Regions from separate parts of the Mus musculus genome. Here all the other regions are linked to region 1. A link is a contact called in ENCODE Hi-C or POLR2A ChIA-PET data. All regions are on one chromosome and are shown on one strand. Each heading gives the region's core, a stretch centred on a gene start or an enhancer-like site at or near the end of the contact. The rest is flanking DNA. Distances are from core to core; before and after follow the strand shown. Region 1 holds the start of Loxl1 (lysyl oxidase-like 1). Region 2 holds the start of 4930461G14Rik (RIKEN cDNA 4930461G14 gene). Region 3 holds the start of Cd276 (CD276 antigen).

The links. A loop is a pair of places that touch in the nucleus more often than their neighbours do. ChIA-PET counts read pairs that join two places held with the same protein, here RNA polymerase II (POLR2A).
Region 2: a map of Patski shows a loop between it and region 1 (2.1-fold over the local background). The contact joins the promoter of 4930461G14Rik here to the promoter of Loxl1 in region 1. A Hi-C loop is called at or near these places in 1 of 37 maps with a recorded cell type or tissue (Patski). POLR2A ChIA-PET finds 5 or more read pairs at or near these places in 2 of 5 experiments (Patski and embryonic stem cell).
Region 3: POLR2A ChIA-PET joins it to region 1 with 11 read pairs in Patski. The contact joins the promoter of Cd276 here to the promoter of Loxl1 in region 1. POLR2A ChIA-PET finds 5 or more read pairs at or near these places in 2 of 5 experiments (Patski and embryonic stem cell).

Annotation. Positions count from the first base shown.
Region 1 is chr9:58,310,903-58,314,707 of GRCm38, reverse strand. Loxl1 (lysyl oxidase-like 1) reads left to right here and starts at 1,496. Exons shown (of 7, transcript NM_010729.3): 1 at 1,496-3,022. The coding sequence starts at 1,822.
Region 2 is chr9:58,453,039-58,457,156 of GRCm38, reverse strand. 4930461G14Rik (RIKEN cDNA 4930461G14 gene) reads right to left here and starts at 1,984. Exons shown (of 3, transcript NR_040736.1): 1 at 1,801-1,984.
Region 3 is chr9:58,552,498-58,556,420 of GRCm38, reverse strand. It overlaps Cd276 (CD276 antigen), which reads left to right and starts at 1,388. Exons shown (of 8, transcript NM_133983.4): 1 at 1,388-1,399.

The DNA.
Region 1 (3,805 bases), core at 247-2,746:
AGACATTACACTGGATCTACGATATCACGGGCAAGAGTGCTATTGCAAGCCCCCAATTTTCTGGCTAGATTAAGATATCTAGTGTCAGCCAGGTGTGGTGGCGCATGCCTTTAATCCTAGCACTTGGGAGGCAGAGGCAGGTGGATTTCTGAGTTCAAGGCCAGCCTGGTCTACAAAGTGAGTTCCAGGACAGCCAGGGCTACAGAGAAACCCTGTCTCGGGGGGGGGGGGGGGGAAGATATCCAGTGTCCCAAGACACATATGTGAAGTATCAGTCCTGAAACCCACAGTTTGGTGGGTTGATAGATGCTTCCTGGTAAGGATGGAGGGCAGAGGGGTCCTGGTTCCCAAAGAGCATCATTCTGGCTGTTTCCTCCTTAAACGGGGCCCAGGAGTTTACAAAACAGAGTCATCCAGCATTGAGGACAGATCCTTCCTGTCTTGTTTATAAGTCTCAGGGGGTAATCTTTGCCCTCCAGCTCCCAAGGCCAAACAGAAGACAGCCTAGGGGAAGCCTGGAGAACAGCATTTAGAGGGTAACCTCTTAGGTACCAAGTAAAAGTTAAAATTTACCTTTCTTCTTAGCCCTGACATCCCCGGAGGGAACAGAGAATCGGCCAGAACAGATGGAGTTCTGTGGAATAATCCCCCAGTGATCAATGTGTCCACTAACTCAGAGTTGGGAAGGAGCATGCGATTCCCAGGCCACGGCTCTCCCAAGGCCTCCCTCTCTCTGCTTTATGTTAAAGGTTCCCCTTGCCTCACAATGGCATATCTCATATCCAAGGCTGCCACCGGCTGGGTTCTTCTTATTCATGTTTAGACTCCGATTATTTCTGGCTATCAACTCAGGAAGCACAGGGCAGAAGCCACTGGAGGGGGTGGGGGGTACGTGATGTCAGCATCTGCCCTGAGCTCCCAAGTCCCCTTCAGCAGAGAGACATACCTATCCTAGTTCCCAAGCCTGTAGACTGAGACCTGGTAGAAGAGCTGAAGGTTCAGTGTCTTTGTACTCAGGACCAAACGCCCAATGTCTTCAGGATGCAGAATTACAGGGTGGCCCCAGCCAGAGGTGGGCATCTCCCCAGGGAGTCTCACCAACCAGGATGTCTCTTAGCACTAGCTTTGGAGAAGGGAGAAGGCACCCCAAGAACCCTAGGAAGAGGTGAAGTCAACGAAGAAAGTGGAATTAAAAAAAAAAAAAACCTGTGTCCAGGACTGAGTGGAACCAGCAGGGTAGTGCCCACATCTTAATCCTGCTATGTTTGCCAGAAACCCCACTTACCAGGCCTGAGTCCCCAGGGGCCCCCTCCTCCGCCCTACCTCATTCCCTTCCTCCCAGGCAGGTCTGTGGCTTGGCTGGAAGCTACAGGACTAAGGGAGCACTGATCTGTGGGACAGGCCACATAGCTAAAACCCGGCGGGCCGTAGGGCCCCGCGGAGGAGGCCCCAGCAGGCGGACCAGGTTTCTGAAACCTCCAGACACTTTCAGCCTGTTGCTTATTCATTCAGAGTGGGAAAGCGCCAGCCTAGCGAGCAGCCAGCCAGTGTGGGGCTGGCCATGTAAGGGCCCCAGGAGGTCCTGCCCGTCCCGTGCCCTACGGAAAGCCTCGTGCAGCCCTGGGCACCGCCCCTGCCCTGCCCTGACCCCTTGGCCTCGAAATGCTGTCATCGGAGGAGCCGTCCCGCTCGGGACAAGGCCAGGATGGACAAAGCTAGAGCTTGGGCAGGCGAAGAGCCATCCTGTCCTCGAGGCCGTGGGAAGAGAAGCACGCACCGAGGCCCACTCTCTGCCCACCCGGCCTCTGCAGAAGGGCCACTATGGCTCTGGCCGGAGCCGGCAGCCAGCTGAGGACCCTGGTGTGGAGTGCCTGCCTGTGCGTCCTGGTGCACGGGCAGCAAGCGCAGCCAGGACAGGGCTCGGACCCAGGACGCTGGCGGCAGCTGATCCAGTGGGAGAACAACGGGCAGGTGTACAGCTTGCTCAACTCGGGCTCTGAGTACGTGCCCGCGGGGCCCCAACGAGGGGAGACTAGCTCCAGGGTTCTACTGGCAGGCGCGCCCCAAACGTCGCAGCGGCGCAGTCAGGGGGGACCCCGGCGTCGGCAGGCGCCGTCCCTGCCCCTGCCCGGACGCGTGGGTTCGGACACTGTGCGCGGCCAAACGCGGCACCCGTTCGGCTTCGGCCAGGTGCCCGACAACTGGAGAGAGGTGGCCGTCGGGGACAGTACCGGCATGGCTCGGGCCCGCACCTCCGTCTCCCAGCAACGGCACGGGGGCTCCGCCTCCTCCTCGGTTTCGGCCTCGGCCTTCGCCACCACCTATCGCCAGCCATCCTCCTACCCGCAGCAGTTCCCCTATCCGCAGGCGCCCTTCGTAAACCAGTATGAGAACTACGATCCCGCGTCACGGACCTACGAACAGGGCTACGTGTACTACCGTGGTGCGGGCGGCGGCATGGGCGCGGGGGCAGCGGCTGTAGCCTCGGCTGGGGTCATCTATCCCTTCCAGCCCCGGGCGCGTTACGAGGACTACGGAGGTGGAGGAGGCGAGGAGCAGCCCGAGTACCCGGCCCAGGGCTTTTACCCAGCCCCAGAGAGGCCCTATGTGCCCCAGCCCCAACCCCAGCCCCAGCCCCAGCCGCAGCCTCAGCCCCAACCTTCCGACGGCCTTGACCGTCGTTACTCGCACAGCCTGTACAATGAAGGCACCCCGGGATTCGAGCAGGCCTACCCTGATCCCAGCACCGACGTGTCGCAGGCCCCCGCGGGGGCCGGTGGCACCTACGGTGGCGCTGGCGATCCTCGCCTCGGCTGGTACCCGCCCTATGCAGCCAATGTGCCACCGGAGGCCTACGTCCCTCCGCGTGCGGTGGAGCCACAGCCCCCATTCCGCGTGCTGGAGCCACCTTACTTGCCCGTGCGAAGCTCTGATGCGCCCTCCCAGGGTGGGGAGCGGAACGGCGCCCAGCAGGGCCGTCTCAGCGTGGGTAGTGTGTACCGACCCAACCAGAATGGTCGCGGTGAGTACAATCCACGAGCGCCTTGGCTCGACATTTTGGCCACTGGTGAATTGCTGGTGCGGACCCTGTTTGTTTCTTATCAAAGGCCTTCCAGTGGTGGCTTAACAAGGACCATGCAGCCCCTGCGTGCCTCTCCTCCTGAATCCAACTATTATCCATCTGGGTCAAAGGCCTATCTGGTAGGCCTGTGTTTTGACTCTGGCTTGGGGAGAATAGTGGAAGGACTAGCCAAGTTTTAAGTACTTTGCAGATCTAGCTGGGGTCATCTAGGGACGAGTGGGGAAAGTCTTGCTCCCTTGCTTCTCCCTCTCCCAGGGAATCTCTTAACACTTTTAGAAATTTCCCCTATGCCTGTGCACAAAGTGAGGCAAAGGATCATGGGAGTCTTGGACCTTCAGGGTCAAGAGGCCTTAAGAATGCTTCTAGAGCCGGGCGTGGTGGCGCACGCCTTTAATCCCAGCACTCGGGAGGCAGAGGCAGGTGGATTTCTGAGTTCGAGGCCAGCCTGATCTACAAACTGAGTTCCAGGACAGCCAGGGCTATACAGAGAAACCCTGTCTCGAAAAACCAAAAAAAAAAAAAAAATGCTTCTAGAGATGCTGCAGTGTCCTTGTGCCCTTAGTGAGGTGAGTAAACAGCCAAAGAGCTGCACTAGAACAGACAAAATTTTCAGACCCCTGAGGTGATCCCAACACGGCTGGGGATGCCAGAGCCCACTGGCCAGGGCATAAAATTCAACTGAGCACTAAAGAAACCACAGTAATGAAGATTAGTACTATTTCA
Region 2 (4,118 bases), core at 735-3,234, 140 kb before region 1:
AACGGTATGGCTAGACTTGGGAACTTTACAGAGTGGCTAAGGCACTGGAGTGTTCTTGGATTCTTGTTGGTGAGGATAAGGAGGGAGAGCGGAGGTGGTGGGAGAACAGAATGGGGTGCCTGCTTGAAGATGACAAAAGGACTAGGCAAGAGGAAGAGGTTGGGCAGACAAGTGAAGAACATTCTTGTGGGGTCCATTCTGGATTCTGGGTTCTTCCCTGAGGGTGACACAGGGTGCTACACAAACTAGGCGGGTATCTTTCTGCTCCCTGCCTTTCCTGCCTTTCCCTTAGAAATGCCATCATGCTGGGCTCCACAGCAGATCCCTAGGGGGATAAACAAACCTGAGTGCCCAGAGAAGGATTGATAGAGAAGGGCCAGAGATGAGGGTGGGTCTTCTGCTCAGACCTGGTTCTCATGCTGATGACCGGAGCCTGAGCTGGGAGGACCTGAAGGGGAAATTGTCAAACTATCCCTTCATTCCACTGGACTCCTTTCCAAAGGGGCAGCCGGAAGGGCAATCAGGAGGTGTGGAACTTAATACTGTAGCCCATACTCCAGATAGGAAATTTATTTTCTTAATCCTGGGTAAGCTAACACTATCCTCCACATCATAGTTTCCTGATCAGTAAAGTGAGGCTTGAAACCACATCTCAGGATTGTGGCATGAATTTTAAAAAGAGAGCCACACCGAGGATAATGTATGTAAAATTCCTAACATGATGCCTGGCAAGGGGCAGCTCCCAACCACTAGCTGTAATGATGGTTACTATTACTAATCCCGTTGGGCAGTGCTTCTCCACCTTTGAAAACTCTAGGTTCCTTTGTGAGAGGCACACAGGTCTCAAACCCCTGCCTTCTTCCACACAGGATTTAAAAAGAAATAAAGGCTGGAGGGGTGGGGAGACATTTCAAGAACTTACAAGAGAGCTTCCCAAATACAGGGATGGCTCCGGGTGGGCTGGGATGGGGAAGGTGTTCTGGGCTGCATTTCTGAGTGTGGTCCCGAGGCTCGGAGCAACCACTTGGGTAGGACTCCCCTCTTTCCCAGGCTACCCGCAGTGTGTGTTGGATCCCCGCCCAGCCTCGCAGCTCAGGCCGCAGTGACTTTGAGCCAAGAACAGAGGAAGCTCTTTCGAATACAAATACCTTTGGACCCTCAGATCCCAGCCGGCGCGCCATTCTCATGCTAATGAATGGGGCTCCAGTTCAGGTGGTTTTGAAGGGGAAATTGCCAACACAGTTACCCAGCCCAGCCTGCTGCGTTTCTCCTCTGCCAGGACTAAGACCTCGGGGATCATTTTTAGCACGGCCTCCAGTACCAGCACCAGCTCTACCCCAGTGACTCTATAGTTCTGCAAGTCTCATGACTGGCTGGGCTCCATTATTTGGGGTTTATGAACTGAACAGATCCTTCTAAATCAATGTAATAATTCACGTGACAGTGATAGCTGCCATTCACACACCTACTCTCCAGTCAGGGTGTTTGGGAGTGTGCTCAGAGCACTGGGTCCGTCATTGTTCCGTCTGCAGCAGTGAGGCCCAGAAAGTAAGGCAAAGTGCTCCAGACCTTGCCACTGTGGTGCCAGGCTCCAAAGTCAGATGTTGTATAGGGCTACACCTGTAGGACATAGGCCTTGATCATAGGTCACATCACCCTATGATCATCAGTTTGGGGTTTCTGGGCCTGTAAATATTCCCCCACTGAAGCCCCATTTCATTTTTCTGTTGTCTTATCATTGCCCTCTCCCCTTTTATCCAGACCTGGACAATACCTGTTTTAACTCAATGAACTACTCACCCTTCAAGGCCTAAGTCACTTGTACCAGCTCTGCTACATAAAGCTGTCCAAGCAAGCTCTCTTCATTCTGTCTCCACTGTTCAGATCTTTAGGATAGTCCTCAGGTGTGGTCCTGTCCCCTTCTGGGCTGGGAAGTACTTGAGGGAGAGTACCTGCCTAGTTCATCTCCACAATGCCAATGCCTGGCACTGAAGAGGTCAACTCAGGAACTTTGGAAAATTCCATCTCCTCTCCTGGAAGAGAAAGGTCATAGAGGACTTAGGCACCACCCCCTCCGGAAGGGAGGGGCTAATTACATTCCTCAGACAAGGTGGGGGGAGGGAGGAACCAACCATCAGCCACTTGCGGGTATGGGAAGTCCTGAGCACATAGACACATTCTGTGACCATTGGCCACCTATAGACAAGGGAAGTCCTTGCCACCTCATTCCCTAAAGACCAATCAGTTTAAAAGTCGCACTGTTCTGCCAATCACAATGTGCGCAATGGCTGCGGCTCTGAAAACTGTATAAAAACTTACCGAATGGGCTGTGCAGAGTCCTTGTTCTCTCTTCTTCTTGTGCAGGGTGACCCCAGCATGCTGGAACAATAAAATTCCTCTTGTTTTTGCAACGATTCCCGGCTCAGCGTTGTTCACTGTGTGTGTGTTGGGGGCAAAGGTGTGTGTGGGGGGGAAATCTCTCACCAGAGTCTTACATTATTGGGCCTGGTAATCAGCTTCGAGAATGTTTCCAGGATGAGCCATTGACTAAAAGGGATGGTTCCAGTGGAGAAGGCTCTGGGCACTGAAGGGGGCACTGAAGCAAAAGTGTCATGAGCTCTTGGCATCATGAAGCTCCACACCTTGGCTTCACTCTCCCATCTGTGCTGGCAGTGTCTCCTCCAGAGCGTCCTAAGACAGGTCACTTTGTACCTCAGGGCCTTGACTAAGGCCAAGGAAAACTTGACTCAAAAGTGACTTCAGCCTAGATAGGCAGGGTACCAGCATTGCATTTGACACCCGTCTCCTACCAAGGTATGGGGAATGTGGCTGGTGGGTCACTGCCTCCTGCCTTTGGGGGGCTGCGTGGTTTTGGAGAGAGCATGTATACTTCTATTCAAGAGCAGCCAGACCTCTAGGTAATCAGGCTCTAAGCCACATCCCAGCTCAGATCAAAGGCAGCCAGACTATCGTCAGTTCACATGAGTCACACATTAGCCAAGCATCATGGGAGAGTGATCTTCCCCGTGAAGCCTCAGTCACAAATGCCCTGCTCCCCCACCTCTGCTACGAAGCCCAGACATATTAACTAAGCCTGCTTCCTTGAGATGCAAGACCTTCCACCCCCAGACACCTTCAAAAGGAGACATGTTCCTTGGCTGATGAGATGGAAACTCTCTCAGACTCTGTCCCCCAGTGGCATCTGCAGCACTGATAAGGCTCTACCCTACAGGACAGTGTGACTCAGCCTCTCCTCCTCCCTCTCTTCTCTTTCTGCCTAAAATCTAATACTCCTCAGATGACTTCTGAATGGACTTCCCCCTCCACCTTGGCAATGGCTAGGTTGCACACTCTCTCAACTCCTTCTTGAATTTTCCACCCCATCCTGGACTTAGTAGAGACTAGAGAAGAGCCTTGTAGAGACAGTGAGCTAAGCAAGCTCCAGGCTGGGGTACTCCTCTTTTGTTCAGCTCTGACCTGACTCCTGTCCTATAAAAGCCCACCCTGGCTCTGGAGCGGTTATGTGTAGGGTTCTGGGAGGTGGGGGGAGAGGGATACTTATTCAGGAAGTCATGTCCTGGAATTTATCTCCATAGCCTAAGAGGAGGAAGCACTACCCGGCTGGTGGTGCTGGGGTAGGCTGAGGGAAGGAAGTCATTGGGGTTTGATGGGAAGCTCATTTTGCCGTAATTGTATTGTGCACATTAAACCAGAAATTGTGAGAGTGAAGGCAGAGCAGGAAAGGTGCTGAAGGAGTTTCCAGGGGAGGAGCAGGGGCTGAGGAGGCATCCCAGACTCATATGGGACAAGGGGTGGGGCTTTAAGGTCCTCTGGGCCAGGCAGGGACAGCACCACCCTACTCTTTTATATTTACATTTTTATTTTCACACATATATGTATATGTGGCATGCATGCCTGTTTGGTGTGTGTGTGCGCGCATTTATGTGTTCAGGTAAAGGTGTGTTGAAGCTAGGGGTTGACATTGGGGGTTTTGACCATTCGCCATCTACCTCATACATTGAGGCAAGGTCTCTCATTTGTACCCAGAGCTTGCGGATTTGATTAGTTTAGCTTCCCATCTTGCTTTGGGGAGCCTCCATCTGCTTCCCAACACCCCT
Region 3 (3,923 bases), core at 139-2,638, 240 kb before region 1:
AGACATAGCTATATTTGATCTCAGCACACAAATTCAAGGACATAGAATAGTTCTGCCTCTCCCTAAGAGCTGGGTGCCCTCGGGTGAGCTACTATAAAGCCTGTGTCTGAATCTCCTTATCTGCAAAAATGCGAGTAACAGCACTCACTTCACTGAATTTGGGGGATTAAAAGAGATAAATTGTGAAGAGCTTAAAATAGTAGCTGGCAGAAGCCGAGACCCGTGTGGATTCACGATTATTTCCTAAGCTCTCTCTGACAGCTGCTGTCACTTGGTTGCTAAGTCTGCAAGCAGTGCAAGGTTGGAGTCCCTTCTTTCCTTGAGTCTCAATTTTTTTTTTTCATCTGCAAAACAGAAATAATTTCTACCTGGTGGGACCCTTGGGAGATCTATGGAGGCCAGAGAGGAAAGCATGCTGCCTTCATTTGAGCCCACAGAAGGCCCTCTACGCTGTTGCTGTTTCCTGTCTGTGTAATGGACAGATACAAACACAGGTGAAGGGATGTTGGCAAATTCCAGACAGACTTAATCATCCTTTGCCCTCCTCTTGTCGCTGCCTGCAGCTAGATTTTTTTTTTTTTTTTTTTTTAAGGACATAGTGAAAGGGGATGGGGATAGATAGATGGCAAAGAAAGGGTTCAGGGTTGAGGGCACCCAGGCTTACTCTTCTCTACAGAACCTGGGCTAGCCAGCAGCTGGCATGCGGCTGGGATAAAAGGGTTGAGAGCAGCGTTAGTCCGGTTGCTGTGGGTGTAAGAAAACGAGGAAAACCATCTCAGTGGAAATTGCCCTGTGGTTGGCTCAGGCGCCCACGACACTGTATTTATAGAGAGCTCCCAGCAACTCGGAATTCTTCGCTGTCGAGTTAACCCTTTCCGAGCCGCGGTGCTGGCCTGGTGTCGAGGGGAGAAATTCTGGACTGAATGGGGACAGCTGGATTGCAGCGGGGCTTGGAGCCAGCAGTTCCGAGGGTGGGAGTGGTCAGTGGCCGGTCACCTGTCCCCTCTCACCGAAAAAGAAACTTCGGCTCTTGGAAGTGCTAGGATCCGTGTGGGGGATGGGCAGCGAGTAGCCCAACACCTCCTCCTCCTCCTCAGAGTACTGGGTCTTCCCCCGTCGGGGTCCAACAAGGGTCTGGGTCGGGGCGGGTCCAGACCCCGGGCCCTGCCCAGCAGGCGGGCTCAGGCTTCACCCTCGGATCTCGCCGCAGGGCCAATCCAGCCTCTGGGGCGCACCCGGGCGGCTTTTCCGGGCCCCCAGCTTCCTCTGGCCGTCCCGCCCCTCACTCTCGCCCCCGGCCCCAGTCTGGCCGGGCCTCGCGGCGGCGGCGGCACCAACAGTGGCGGCGATTGGGCTGCGCCCCGCCGCGTCCCCGAGTCCCGGGAGTCGGCGCGGCGCGGTGAGTGCTTGCGTGGCGCGGGGCGGCGTGGGCTGCTGGGTCCACCTTTGTGTGCGGCGGCGCCTGGACTGCACGCGCTAAGGCGCCGGGTGCAAGGAGCTGGGAACTCCGCGGCCCTTACCCGCAGGGCACCGGCACCCTGATCCACGATGACCGCTGGGGCTCTAGGGTCCGGAGTAGCTGAGAGCACCCCTGCTTGGCCGCTCCCTCCTCGGGGGGCTGAGACCCGCTGGGATTTGTGGGATCTGATGACTCCCAAGTCTGGGGCTTGTGGGGCCCGAAACGGGGTGGGTGACTGATTATTCAGGCCCTGGGTGTGGAGTAGGGATGCAGGCAGGTAGGTCACTGGGTTGATGGTTCTTGAAGCTTAAGGAAGCTGCTAGCCAAGACTGGAAGGGAGGCATTCTCCGGACTTTGAGGAAGAAAACACCATGAATGCCAGCTCTGAAAGGGGAAACTGCGGGGGAGGGGAGCACGAGGTTAGGTGGTCCCCTGTTCTTGGATCTGAATGGTGAAGAGGGACCAGGTCTGCAGAAGAGCACGAGGGAACAGGTTCTGGGAATAGCTTTAAAGGCTCCTTCGAAAAATAAAAGACTGAAGAGGAAATGGGATGGGACAGTTTGGGCTGTCTTAGGTAAATGGAGATGGATGGAGAGGAGGTCTGAAGGAAGGTAGGGAGAGGCTGGAGGACCAGGGTGGCACATAGAGACGAGAAAATTGAATCCGGCTCTCCAGGGCCCTTTCTTACTAGGCCCCAGTCAACCAGTCGCAGATTTCGGAGCTTGAGGCAGTGGCCTGGCAGAAAGGGAGTTTTATTTCCAAGCCAAACCTGTCCTAATGAGAAATGTATGGTGGGTGACTCAGACCTGAGAGCTTATCACTGAAGGGAAATATTAAGCAAACATTAGACCCGAAGTTTGTATGTGCGTGACCGGGGTTTTGTGTATGTGTCGGGGAGACACCTACTTAATTGTGAAAAATTATTTCCCTTCAAATTGATTGTGGGCCATCTGTAAATGAATAGTGATTAAATTAAAACCCAAATCCTTAAAAAAAAAAGTTTGGGTTTTTTGTTTTTGTTTTTATTTTTGTTTTTTTAAGATAGTACCTCACTATAGATTTGGCTGACCTTGAACTCACATAAATCTACCTGCCTATGTCTCCCAGATGCTGGGACAAAGGCATGCACCACCAGGCCAGCTCAAAGACTTTTTTTTTTTTTTTTGAGTGTGTAGTAGTTACTTTCAGTTTGAGATGCCAATGAAAGTGTCTGAACAGTTTGAGAGCTATTTATTTAACTGAGCCTCCTTTCTCATTCCCTTTGTCCTCCCAGAAGTCCCTAGGACTCCTACTGTTTAGCAACAACGACATTCTGAGTAGTTTGGGGACCTGTAAATAGGTGAATCTGAAATCTGTACTTGAAATTGAAACCTAAACCTGTCTTATGGGCTTGGTTGACTGATGGGCAGGCCAGGTGTGGAGGGCTGGGGAGCTAAGGGCTATGGAGTGGTGGTCTACCCTTCCACCTTGCTTGGGAATGGGAATATTTTGGAGGTGTGTGTTTTCTTTGGTAGCTGGTGTTCTTAGTCTTCAGCACTAACTCTTGGTTAACTGTGGCCCGTGGACGTCTTCCCCCGTGTTACAAATACATCACCGTTAGCTGACACAGGGTCCTGATATCAGTGCCATTTTCATTGTGTGGCTGGGAAGGTAGCTCAGTTAGTAGAGTGCTTGCCTAGCACCCATGAATCCTGAATTGGATCACCAGCCACCAGCGATGCACAAACTGGTCATAGTGGCTCATGGTGGTAACCTCAGTGTTTAGAGGTAGAAGCAGGAGGACCAGAAGTCATCCAAGGCTACATAGTTCAAAGCTCGCCTGAGATACACGAGACTTCAGTCAAAAGGAAAAGAAGAAAGAAGTTTGCATACTACATCACCACTTTAGGTTAACACTGTGAATATCCGTTTTGCCCAAAGTGTCATGAGGCAAAGAAACCATAAAGAGGGATAATGTTTGCCCATGCACAGAGTAGCTCTAGTGATGAGTTTGTTGGTCCCATGACTGGTCTACAGGGGTCTGTACTGTCCTGCATATGTGGTGTCTTCTTCCTGCTTACAGAGTATTGCTCATGCACTCCAGACTTCGCTACAAGAGGACATCTTGTAAGGGAAGAAGCCTAGTTTCTGAGACGAGTTGGGATTTTTTTTTTTTAGCCCAGTTCTCTTCCCCATTTCTGGCCCCTTAAGCTCTGTCCAGGCACCTGATGGGAACAGGGTGGTTGAATGTCCAAGATGCTCAGATGCCTAGCAGCTGGGTGCCTGGCATCTGGGCTGGAGGCTTTCATGTTTATCTTCAGAACAGTTATAGAAGTGGTGGCCTTTCAGAACAGTTCTCTGGGGAGGCAGCATCCTTATTCTGGAGAGGCCACTACTGAAGCTTTCTGCAGGAGTCACCCTCCCCTCAGTGCTGACCTCTAGAATTCACTCTTTTTGGTGGGATTTAGGTTGGACACCAAGATGA